Linked DNA regions of Homo sapiens: regions 2 and 3 are each linked to region 1. A link is a contact called in ENCODE Hi-C or POLR2A ChIA-PET data. All regions are on one chromosome and are shown on one strand. The core of a region is the stretch at or near the end of the contact, and the rest is flanking DNA. Distances in the headings are between cores, read along the strand shown.

Region 1 (3,918 bases), core at 945-3,444:
GGAATCCAAGGTGCAGAGCAGCTCAATGCCTTGTCTAAAGCCACCCTTCATGCCTGGCCTCCTTTGCATCTAAACCCAGGTGACTTATTCCTGCAGGGGTGTTTGAAGCACCTTTGTCATCCATGGGATCCCTATCTCCAAGACCTCTCATCCCCCCTCCCATCCTCCATAGTGGGGCAGCAGCCAATATTGCGGGCACGGGCTCAGCAGCCCACATCTTGGTCTCTGGACCTGGCTTTCTCCTGGCCCTCCCTGCCTTCCACCCATCTGAATCAACCCGAGGGCTGTGTCCAAGGAAGATCTCTTACTATCTAAACTAGGGCCAGTGGGGGAACTAGAAACCCGTTCTGCAGTGATGCAGCCACTGAGGCAGGCAGTATCTAGCTTGGGACATGCCCATTTGAAGTCTTTTAAGGATCTTCCTGCCTGTGGATCCAGTGGCTAATTTGGCTGGAAGCTCAGAGCTCTTAAGTCACCTTTGGTTCTGGAGACCGTCTAGCATTTTGTAGTTGTGCTTTGATTTCCTTTTTCACAAACTGGGCACATTTTTTGCCTTGGGCTCTGAGGGGTCCCAGTGAGTGGACTCTGGAAACTGGATAGTTTAATTGGGCACCAGGGTGGGAGATGTGCCTTGACACAGAGAAGGGTGATAGGCAGGGGCAGCCAGCCACAGCACCGATGCCATCAGGAATGCCTGATGAGAAAATGACTTGGCATTGTGTTATCATCTGCTAATCTACACCAAAGGTTATTTTTCCTTTTGAATTTCTCAGCCTCATGTAGGTGGGATTGTGGGAAGCCTGTCAAAGGGGGAATGGGAGAGAGAGAAGAGAGAATGGCAAGCAATTTATGCAATGTTAAAAATAACGGGAGGGATAAACAGGGGTCTTTGTGAATTCTTAACAAATTGTCTCCAGCAGAGGAAGGTGGAGGAAGCAACTAGCACAAATTGTGCTCCTGTTATGTGTAGATGTTGTGCTAGGTACCTTGTGGACTGGACTCATTTTGTCATTGTCACACCCCTGTGTGGTGACTTTTGCTATCCTTATTTGATAAGTGGCCCAGAGAAGTTTATACAGATGTTTAAGAACTGCTTCTATAATAGGCGATGGGACCAGGGTTGGAGCCCAGGTGCAGCTGACCCTGAGGCCAGGCCATTCTGAAGAGACACCAGTTCACATGTGAAATCTTGCTTCCTCCTCACAAGCACTTTGCAAGGTGGGTGCCATGGCCTCTGTTTTATGGGCGAAAAGACTGAGATGCAGCGAGGTGCATTAGGCAGGCAGCTGGCATTCTTTCCAACAAATCCAGTCTCTCTATTCTTTGCCCCTTGTGCGATATGCTAAGTCTAATTTTCAGAGACACTCCTCTCTCTCTCTTTTTTTTGTTCCAGGAAACTGCTTGAAAGCTTTGCTGCCCTTGACGCAGTGTTCCAGGTCAGCTCACATTCTAGAAGCATCTATGACTGAGGGTATTTTAAGAGCGGGTGAGCCAGGCAGGGAAATTTGGAAAGCAGCCAGTTGCCTGACACTTGTCTGTTTGGAGGGGGAGGGTGGGTGGTGGCTGATAGAGAGGATAGAGATTTTGTTTTTGTTTTTTGCTTTCTTTAGAGAGAGAGAACATCTCTGCCTCTGGAAATACAGAGTGGGGGTGAGAACAAGAGAAATATTAACAACAAAATACCTCTTCTGTGTGGTGTGTGCTCTACCTTTGCTCCTGTAACTGTGGTATATCAACCATCAACATCATGGGAGCCCCTTAGAGAAATGCAGATCCTGTCCTACAAGAGACAGACTAAATTGGAGTCTGTTTCCTAACAAGGTCTCCAGGTGGCAGGGTGAGTTGAATGCACTTCCATTGGAGAAGCCCTGGTCTCTGCCATCTTTGCCAAGTGCACATCTATGAGCCCACCAGACACTTCTGCAGGACCTGCACCACAGCACATTCAATGGGAGCTGTCCGGCACTGAACTCATTCTCTCCCCAACTCTATCATCCCTGTGTTCCTGTCTCCATGGTGCCATGTCCACCCATTGCTTACGGCCCAGCCAGAGGCAATGCTTCCTCCTGCTGTCTGTTGTCCACCCCAAGTCCAGAGGACCCCACTTCCTAAATACCTCTTGGTTGGTGCACTTGTGCTGTCCTCTCTGTCACTGCCCCATTCCATGGGTGCCTTGCCTGGGCTTTCCGACAGTTTTTCACACTGAGGCTGGAGTGCACCTCCCTCCACACAGATCTGAAGACAGCACTCCCCAGCCCCCATCTAAAGCCCTCCTGCCCCCTACCACCCTTTGAATCAAGTCCAAGCCCCTCCATCTGGCCAGTATGATTGGGTTTTGCCCAACCCTCAATCTTTTCTCTGGAAACTGCTTCCCAGGCCTTTCAGAATGATTTCAAGCTTTTGTCCCTCTCTCTATAAATTATCTTTTTACCCCCTTTGACTGCTTTATCATTTTTTTCTTTATCATTGGTTTCAGCAATTTGTTTGTAATGCGTTGTGGCTTGGTTTCCTTTGTGTTTATCCTTCCTGGGGTTCATTGACCTTTTTGGGTATGTGAGCTTATACATTTCATCAAATTTGGAAATGTTCAGCCATTATTTTATGCATTTTTTTTTTTGCCTCTCTCCCTTTCATGCTTATGTTTGGCTGTTTGGTATTGTCCCATAGCTTACTGAGGCTCTGCTGGTTTTTCAGTATCTGCACTTCCCTTAGGATAAATTTATTCTCTAAGTCTTTAAGTTTACTGAGCCTTTTCCTGGTAGGATCTAATCCATTGTTAATTTAATCTAGTGAAATACTCATTTCAGATAGAGCAATTTTTATCTTTGGAGTCTTCTTCTTGATTTCTCCTACTTTTGTCTTTCTTGTGTCCCTGTTTTCCTTTAGATGGTTGAACACAATAGCTGTTTCAGAGTCCTCGTCTGCTGGCTCCATCATCTCTGCTATTTCTCATCTCTTTCTTTTGACAGATTTTCCTTCTGGTTATAGTCCGCACTTTCCTGCTTCTTGGTATGTCTGGTAATTGGTAGTGGATGATGGACATGGTGACTTGTGTGCTGCTGAGTGTCTGGATTTTGTTCCGGAAAGCAGTTGAGCTGCTTGTGGATTATTAGATTGCTTCCAGCCTGTTTCTGGGAGTTGCCAGGGCAGGTCTGGAGTCACCCTCACTGTTGGGATGGTTTAGGCTGAATGTTTAGGTGCAATTCCTCTGAGGCCCCACTGAATGCCCCAGGTGATCACTGAGGACTCTCCATTCTCCTTGCCAGACTTCCAATGTCTCTCTGCCCTGTGTGAACTCTGGGAGTTGTGTGGTTTACGACTCCCCATTGGTTGTTTGCCTGGTTTTGTGGCATTTCATTCTATGCAAGCAGGCCTAGTACACATCAAGGGGATAGCTCTGCAGATTTCTGGAGCTTTTTTTGAGTTAGTTCTTCTCTTCTGGAAATATGTCCTGCAACTTCCAGCCATTTCAGCCTTCCTGAACTTCCATTTCTGTCTCTTCAATTCAGTGAGGCTATGAAGTCTGACTTCCTCCTGTGCCTCTGATCTGGAACTCATCTCTAGGCAGAAAGCGAGGGGCTCACAGCCAGAAGGCCTGGATAATTGTGGGATTCACTTCTCCCCTGCCCTACTCTCAGGAATCAGTGCCCTTGTCTCATCCTAGAAAGTGTTGTTTCATATATTTGTTCCATTTTCCTAGTTGTTTACAGCAGAAGATTAAGTCTAGTCCCTAATATTCCACCCTCCCACAATGACAGGGTTTTGGTAATATTCCCTTTGGCTAGAACGCTCTTGTTGGACTTTACCTACCCTGACCCCCAATCATTCCCCCCAGTGACTTCAAATACACTACATCATTGGAGACCCCATCGTTTGGGACAATTCCCATCGTTGGAGGGTTATGCCCAACCTGAGCTA
Region 2 (3,918 bases), core at 973-3,472, 50 kb before region 1:
TTTTGAGCCTCAGTTTTGTCGTCTGTAAAATGGGCATGACAATGCCTGCCTCTCAGGGCTATAGTTGAGGAATGAAGAGGGTCAGGTATGAAAATCCAGCCTAATAATCTGGAGTGGTTAGTGCTCAGTGCATCACAGCATCCCATGCCCTGCAGCCCCTCCTCGCCATGCCAGGCAGGGTGCAGGCTGGGCAGAGCCTGCTCCCAGCCAGGGCTGCTTGGCGCATGAGTCATCTCTTCTGTCCTCAAGAACTTGTGGTATGCCCAGTTGTCTGGGGGCATCTGTGCATGTGTCCCTGTAGCTGGGTGACCTCAGGCTGGTTGCTGTCCCTCTCTGGGACTCGGTGTCCTTTTTGAGCAAGGGATAGGTGCTCTATTAGGCTTCCCAGTTTAGACAGTCCATGGTCCCAGGTGCAGGGTGAAAGCAGCTTGCTTGGGCAGGGGTGGAAGTCTCTGACCCTTTCTCAAGCCCTCCCTGGTCCAGGTGACAAGCAGCTGCCTAACACTCTGGCAATCAGGTAGCCAAGGTCAGCAGGTCAGAAGTTAATCATTTCCTCTGAACACTGGCAAATGCATCCCTACTCGCACAGTCACCAGTTGCCTTCACAGGGACAATAAAATCACACAACCAAGGCAAGACCCAGGGGGCAATTTTTTGGAACTGGTTTGACCCCAGTTAGCCAGACAACCTTGGGTACTTTCCTTCTCACCGTGGCCCCAGCTTGTTCATCTGTAAAATCAGAGTCGGTGACTCAATGGGGAAAGTGCAAGGGAGCCGCTACAGGGGGCACCATTCCTGGATGGATTTGCGGGTGGGAAATGTGGTCAGGGATGGGGCTGCCTTGCACCCGACTCCTTCCTCTCCTGGCATAATCTTTTAACCAGTGTGCTTTGGCATGAGGGGTTTGCTCTGCCCAGAGTATCCTGCCCTCCAGCTCTGACCCTGGAAATCTGATTGACCCCATCCTCTCACCCAGCTCCCATCTGTCCTCCTGGTGAGAGAAGCCTGCCATGCTCTCTTGGGCTCATCAGGTCCCTCTGTCCTCTGATCCCGGGTAACAGCGAAGGTCTACCCAGCACCCCACTCAGGTAGCCAGAGGGTGCAGAGCCGGACAGGACAGGGGTTCTCAACTTCCACCCAAACTGTGCACTTCCTTAGGGCAGGAGCCATGTCTCCCCAGCATCAATCCTTCCACAGGGCCAGCTGTGGCCAAAGCAGGAGCACAGGATGCATGCTGCAGGGGCGCCATGCAGAACGAGGTGTCCAGGCAAGATATCCAAGACAAAAGGCTTGGATATCTTACAAATCCGGGGGGTTTGTTAGCGCATGGGAAATGGACTCCAGGAGAAACGGAACATCTCATTTCTAGGAGGATGCAATTAAATACCAGACTTCTCCTCATAAAAAGACACATCCTATCCAAAGAACAATCAAAGACACCTCTTATGGAGAGCAAGGGTCTAGCCCTGGCACTGCCCTGGGCCCCCTGGGTGAGCTGCCTGCCCGTTTGGACTTCGCATGCCTCATTTTTCTCTGGTGTGGCATGAAAGGAGGTCAGCCATGTCCACCTCTCATCTTCAGCACTGCAGGTCTCAGTGTCCTCACCAGTGGCCACGATGCCTGCTAGGGGTGGAACGTGCTGGGCTTATTCTCTTGCCTGACTCTGCCTGTCCACCTTGGCATCCCCTAGCTTGCCTTGTGGACAGCCCAAGGGATCGCTGCTTTCCCACACAGCCTCTTGCACCAGTCCAGTGGCTCTGACGTCCAGAAAATGTATCATGCTCATTCCCACTGGACTCCTTGTTAGCCTAACCCTAGGGTGAGCAGCAGAGGGGGAAAAAGTTAGATTTTATAAAGCAAGAGAAGCAAGCTTATGGGGAGAGTGCCTGCTGCATGTTTGCCTTCTCTGTCCTCATCCTGGGGCTGGGACGAGGGGAGGTGGATGGAGTGCTGGCTGTCACCAGGCAGGGCCTGGCCTGGTGTTGGTCCCAAGCTCTGCCTCTTTAAGAGAACCCTGGGGCCAAGATTTATTGGCTGCTGCAGTCCTGCTGCGTGTGTGGCTTTGGTATTTACAGGCCTGGGGAAGGCTGAGGTCTTCCTTCCCAGACTACACAGCTGAAGTGAGCTGGAGTTTGGGCAGAGAATGGCTGCCATTCATGCTGGAGTTTGCAGCAGAACTTGGTGTGCAGCCCAGGGGAGCAGGCGGCCTTGTACTTATAATAGCTCAGTCCTAGGACGGAAATCCCACCCTCCGGGTTCAGACAGGGAGGGGAAGGGAGGGGCCACTTGTCCCCTCCATGTGCCTGGGCACCCATGCCAGGGTCCAGCTGGGGGGCAGGCAAGAGCTGTTGCCTGAGGGTCTACCTTGTGGATGCAGGCACTAGAGACGCAGCAGTGAGGAGGGCAGGCAGGATGTGCCTCAGGAGCTGAGACCAGGAGTGAGATGCCAAAGCAGGTCACAGATTAAATAATGCAGAGGCCACCCGTGCATACTGGGATGTCCAGGGCGGACAGGGTCCCCTTGGCCAGGGCACCTCAGCTCTGAGTCTTCTGCTTACCTGGGGAGTGGTAGGAATGGCATCTACCTCATAGGGTTTTGCAGGGCTGAAACAATGTAATTAATTAATGTAATTAAATAATGTAAATAAATCGTGTAATTAAATAATGCATGCAAAAGGCCTGACGTAGTATTCCATAATGGTTCTTATTTTTACCATAGCCATGGCTGCTAATTGTTAGGGAAGGTAAACTAACACTGCTTCTTAGCCATGGGGTGCTGTGGGCGGAGCACTGTGAAGACCTCGTTTCAAATCTCATCCTTCCTCTTTCTGATGCTGGGACGCAGCACACATCACTCAGGGTTGGAGGGTGCACTGGTGGGTGCCTCGTGATCACAGCCAAGTCAAAGAAACAGGACCTACTGTGTATTGAGCACTTGCTATAAATCAGGAGCCAAGTTAAGCATGTTATCTGCTTTATCACATTTTTAATTTATTGTTAACTTTTTATCATGGAAAATGTATGCAAAAATGGAATAGCGAGGGCCTCCCTTATACTCACTACCCAGCTTCAATAACAATTGGCATTTTTTGTTGTTGTTGTTTTTAAATCAATTCCTCCTGCTTTTCTTCTTTTTCTCTTCCTTCCCCCTCTTTTTTCCTCCTTTTCTTCTTCACTTCATCATTCTCTGCTGGAATATCTAAAGCAAACACCCAACATTGTATCACTTCACCTGTAAATACGTCAGTATGTGTTGCTACTAGTTAAAATATTTTTAAACTGAAACCACACATCTATTATCATACCTTAAAAAGTAAGCAATAATTTTTAACATCATCTAATAACCAGTCTGCACATCATCTCATTTAATCCTTCAAATAACCCACTGGAATTCAAAATATGACTGCTCCCATCTTTCAAATGAAAATTGGAGTGAATGAGATATTTAAGTAACTTGTGCACAGTCCCCCAGCTCACATGACAGCCACACAATACCTGCCTCTGAGCCTTGTTCATTTCTTTATGCCTTTGACAAATATTTATTCTGCAGCTACTCAGCCCTAGCGTTGTTGGAGGTACTTGGGATGCAGCAATAAGTCTTACTGCCTTGGAGTTTATAGGCTACACCTTTGCTCCTCAAAGTGTGGTCCAGGGACCAGCAGTTTGGGCATCCCCTGGGAGCTAGCTAGACATGCAGAAATACAGCCTTGGCCCAGCCTGTTGAATTGGAATCTGTATTTTAATAAGATCCAAGAGATTTGTTGCTATGCACACAGAAGTTTGAGAAACACTGCTTAAGGCCACATTTCTCACCCCTGGCTGCCCATTAGAATCTCCTGGGATGCTTTTAAAAATACTATGCCCAGGGCCCACCCAGAAAAATGAAGCCAGAACCACTGATGATGTTTACAAATTTTC
Region 3 (3,918 bases), core at 718-3,217, 38 kb after region 1:
ATATTTTGGGGCAGCTCTACGTGCCAGGCCCTGAGCCAGGAGCACAGTAGGTACCTAGCTGATAATTTGCTTTCCTATGTCCCTTCCTCTCATACAAAAAAGACTACAGAGATTGCAAAAAGGAGCTGAAAAAATGACTCTGCATTCTGGTCTTCTGGACAGTGCTGGAGGGGAAATTGTGTCCAGCATAGCTTTGGTGCCACTGCCACAAAAGCAAGTGTACATAACAAAATCTCAGGCCAGCACTGTTAGGCAAGGCATCCCTTGGGTGGCCCAAGCCTCTGGTCTCAGCAGCCAGACACTGGGTTGCAATAAGGCAGGGAAAACAACCTCAAATTCCTTGAAAGTCTAAACCCTCAGCCAGTGCTTTACCAGCAGGTTAAGATCTGGCCCAAGTTCAGAATGGACAGTCTAGGCAGGTTCCTGGGCTTGAAGGCTTGAGGGTGGGGCCTGGTGGGGCAGAAGATAGGTGAGCAGGGTAGTGGTGAATGAAACATATCAGCGTCACTCATGGGGTTTCTAAACAGCCCTGGGGCCCAGGCTGCAAAGGGTGGGAATATCTACTGTGCTCTGTACTTTCTGCACGCTATTTTAGCTAATCATGAGCCCATTTTACAGATAGAAAAACTGAGGATCAGCTGGAGTCAACAGCTTACCTGACATCACCTTGAGTGGCAGAGATGTAATAACTCAAGTTGGCCAGCTCTTCTTCCTATTCAGCACTGAACCGGGCCATTGGCAAGTGTTCCATCAGCACCTTAACAAAAACTGGACTGTGAGCCAAAACCTAGAACTATCCATAGCTAGTGAAACAATGAGAACAGAACCAGCCCTTGTCCCTCCCCACACAGCCTAATTAATGTGTACAGACAAGAACCACTGCACATCACTTATTATTTAACTGGCGTATAAGTACCATCAAAGGTGCCATAGTCATGCGTGGTGGCTCACATCTGTAATCTGAGCACCTTGGGAGGCCGAGGTGGGAGGATCACCTGGGGTCAGGAGTTCGAGACCAGCCTGGCCAACATGGTGAAACACCATCTCTACTAAAAATACAAAAATTAGCTGGGTGTGGTGGCCAGTGCCTGTAGTCCCAGATATTTGGGAGCCTGAGGCAGGAGAATCACTTGAACCTGGGAGGCGGAGGTTGCAGTGAGACGAGATTGCACCGCTGCACTCCAGGCTGGGTGACAAGAGCGAAACTTGGTCTCAAAAAAAAAAAAAAAGTCCCCTGCTCCCCAAAGAGCTGAGGTCAAGTCGGTTGGGCTGACAAGAGCTCTTAAGAGAATGGTCCTGGGGCTGGGCTGGTGGAGAGAAAGCCCAGAGGAAGGAATGTGAGGGGACAGTGTGCACAGGCAGGGTTGCTGAGCTCAGAACTAACCAGATCTGGGCTCCGAATTGGAGCACTGTTATCAGGAAGTTGAAACCCCTGTCTCCCAGGCTTTCTGTACCAAGCTGGGCACCAGCATTTTTGTTTAAAGAAAATCACCAGCATGGGCTGCTCCCCAAACCTATCCCCTAATGCACACTCAATCTCAGAGGCAGCCTGGGGCCCCTCTGCCTGGCCCACAGCCTCCTGGGACTGCACAGATTTCCTAGCCCCATCGCCTGCTGATGCTGGCACCACTGGCTGGCAGTGGCTCTAGAACTGGAAATCCCAGGAGGATCCAGGATCTGCAGCCTGAAGACAAAACGTTCTCAGGGCTGTTCCCTAGCAACCCAAGCTGCTCGCAATAGCTCCAGTTTCCACAGCTGACGCCCTTCCATCCATTTGCACTGAGGCGTTTGGTTTTAGGTGCTCCGGGATGCTTCCTAATGTCCCTTCAATGATCCATGAAGCCATTTGCTTATAAAATCTTCCTTCCTCCCTCCTCCCGCCCTCACTCCGCCCTTCTGCCAGCATTTAGTGTAGTGAACCCTCTGCGGCAGAGGCAGCAAACAGAACCCTGGGTGGCTTGTTGAACAAAGCCCTCATTCCATGGTGGCAGCAGCAGCATGGGGTGACGTTCCTTGCGGTGATGCTGCCCGCCGTGGGCTGTGTGGGGAGGGGCAGGAGGGGATTGATGGGATCCAGAAGACAAGAAGCAAAACAAGCCCAGCACCAGGCAGAGGTGGAGGGGAGAGGGGAGGAGGGAGAACCAGGGAGGAGGGAGAGGAGAGGAGAGGAGGAGGGAATGGGGGAGGAGGAGGAAGGAGAGGAGAGGGAAAGGAGGAGGAGAGGCCACTTCATTTATTTATTATGATGCCAGTTGTAGTGTTGGTCTCATGTGTGGGGAGCAGACTGTATTTTATGTTTTAATCCTCCAAGCTGTGTGTGTGGGCTGGGGATAATCACATTGAGAAATGTGTATAATATGCTGAAGGTTCTTTTTGTGGAGAATGGGAATGCTCCAGTGGAATATCTTCCTCATGGCAACCAGTGCCTTTTCCATAAGCCACTCAGAAGGTGCCAGTAATTGGGAGTGCAGTAGAAGTGTGGGGCCAGCCCCCCAGTCTGGCCAAGTCCTCCTCCATTGTAGGGGAGGCCTGGGCATCTGAGGAGCAGGGCTGGCACCTTCCCTTTGCCCCTGCCTGCCCGCTGTTTGGGTGGATGACAGGCAAGATACAAATGGGATGCCTGATTGCTTTCTTGGCCACAGCCTTGGGGCCTGCCGTGGAAGAATGCAGGGAGGAGCTGATAGGCAGGCTGCTAGGAGACAGAGCAGCCATGTGTGCATGCTGTCCTGAGTGGCACACATGCACACATGGGCGTGCACACACTCTCAGGGACACAGGTGTGCACCCCTGCCCTCACACACACACCCTCACACATCTACACAATGCACATGTGCATGTGTACACACACCTTCACACACACAATATACCCACGCGTGCACGTCCACACTTACACCCACTCATACACACACCCATGTGCACATGCACACACTCACACCTTCACACACAATACATAAACAGGCACACACTCAAATGCTCACATTCACATTCATACACACACACATGCACATGCACTCACATACCCACTAACTCACTGTCACAATCACAAACGTACAGAAATCCACATATCTATTGTGCATGTGTATGTACATGCCTTTTCATTCTCTCTCTCTCACACACACACCCTTGTATGTATGCACACACACTATTGCTTGCATGGGCTGACACTTGTGAAGTGATATCAGAAATATTGTTAGTGACATTTTTATTTGGAATTTTAAAAGAAGAAATTGACATCTCCTTCCTTAAAAGGCTACAAGAGTATCTTCAACCCTGACATCTTAAATGTTTATTTTTTAGCACACATGCTTTACTGACTGCACCACTCACTTAATTTAGGCCACATGGCAAGTGTGCAAACTTTCCTTCAGCTCATGCTGAATGCTGATTTGATGACTGTTTACCCAGAAACTGCAGATCCAGTGGAAAAAATAGTCCAAGCTATGGAGATACCAATTAGTCTCTCTTCCCATGGTGGGCCAGCTTCTTCACAGGATGAAATCCATGGGACAGACAGTGAGGTCCTTGGAAACCCCAGCTGTGATGAATAGGCCTTCTGGCTCCCTTGGGGCTCGGCTGGTTATTTTGTAGGACATTGAATTTCTTGGTAAGTTAGAAGAAGTGCTAATGAGCCCTAATGTGGGGCCGAGAGGGCTGGGGGTGGACTCCAGTCTAGGCATCAGCTGGGTCAGCTTCCACTTTTGCCTCTGTGACCCCTGGATCCTCCTTTCCCTTCCTCCATCTCCAGTCTCTGACAACCAAACTGGCACAATTCCACAACCCTGGCATGCTCTTCTCCCCAGGCACTGCCGCCTCGCTCCAGTCCAGACCCTCCTGTCTCTCTCCAGAGAGTCTATGTTGACCCCGAACTTCTGTCCTTTCCTCTGACAACACCCAAACCTTCCATGGGCAGAAGCATTT

Evidence for each region. Hi-C counts contacts between places; a loop is a spot of excess contacts on that map. ChIA-PET counts read pairs that join two places held with the same protein, here RNA polymerase II (POLR2A). Pooled maps may share reads with other maps.
Region 2: a pooled map shows a loop between it and region 1 (2.1-fold over the local background). The contact joins two enhancer-like sites. A Hi-C loop is called at or near these places in 1 of 168 maps with a recorded cell type or tissue (breast epithelium) and 2 of 50 pooled maps. POLR2A ChIA-PET finds 5 or more read pairs at or near these places in 3 of 52 experiments (BJ, K562 and OCI-LY7).
Region 3: a loop to region 1 is called in a map of DLD1, with 5 times the contacts of the local background. The contact joins two enhancer-like sites. A Hi-C loop is called at or near these places in 1 of 168 maps with a recorded cell type or tissue (DLD1) and 1 of 50 pooled maps. POLR2A ChIA-PET finds 5 or more read pairs at or near these places in 2 of 52 experiments (Panc1 and naive thymus-derived CD4-positive, alpha-beta T cell).

What each region holds. Positions count from the first base shown.
Region 1 is chr10:78,725,492-78,729,409 of GRCh38, reverse strand. The region is part of intron 1 of LOC105378379 (a long non-coding RNA gene); the gene reads left to right. Among named protein-coding and RNA genes, the nearest start is that of ZMIZ1-AS1, 340 kb to the left of the region's middle. Within about 2 kb of position 2,194, at least 4 of the 41 ENCODE cell types and tissues checked have a DNase peak (open chromatin) inside an H3K27ac peak, as active enhancers do.
Region 2 is chr10:78,775,860-78,779,777 of GRCh38, reverse strand. No RefSeq gene overlaps it. Among named protein-coding and RNA genes, the nearest start is that of ZMIZ1-AS1, 290 kb to the left of the region's middle. RefSeq lists an enhancer at 1,911-2,798. Within about 2 kb of position 2,222, at least 15 of the 41 ENCODE cell types and tissues checked have a DNase peak (open chromatin) inside an H3K27ac peak, as active enhancers do.
Region 3 is chr10:78,687,265-78,691,182 of GRCh38, reverse strand. The region is part of intron 1 of LOC105378379 (a long non-coding RNA gene); the gene reads left to right. Among named protein-coding and RNA genes, the nearest start is that of ZMIZ1-AS1, 380 kb to the left of the region's middle. Within about 2 kb of position 1,967, at least 6 of the 41 ENCODE cell types and tissues checked have a DNase peak (open chromatin) inside an H3K27ac peak, as active enhancers do.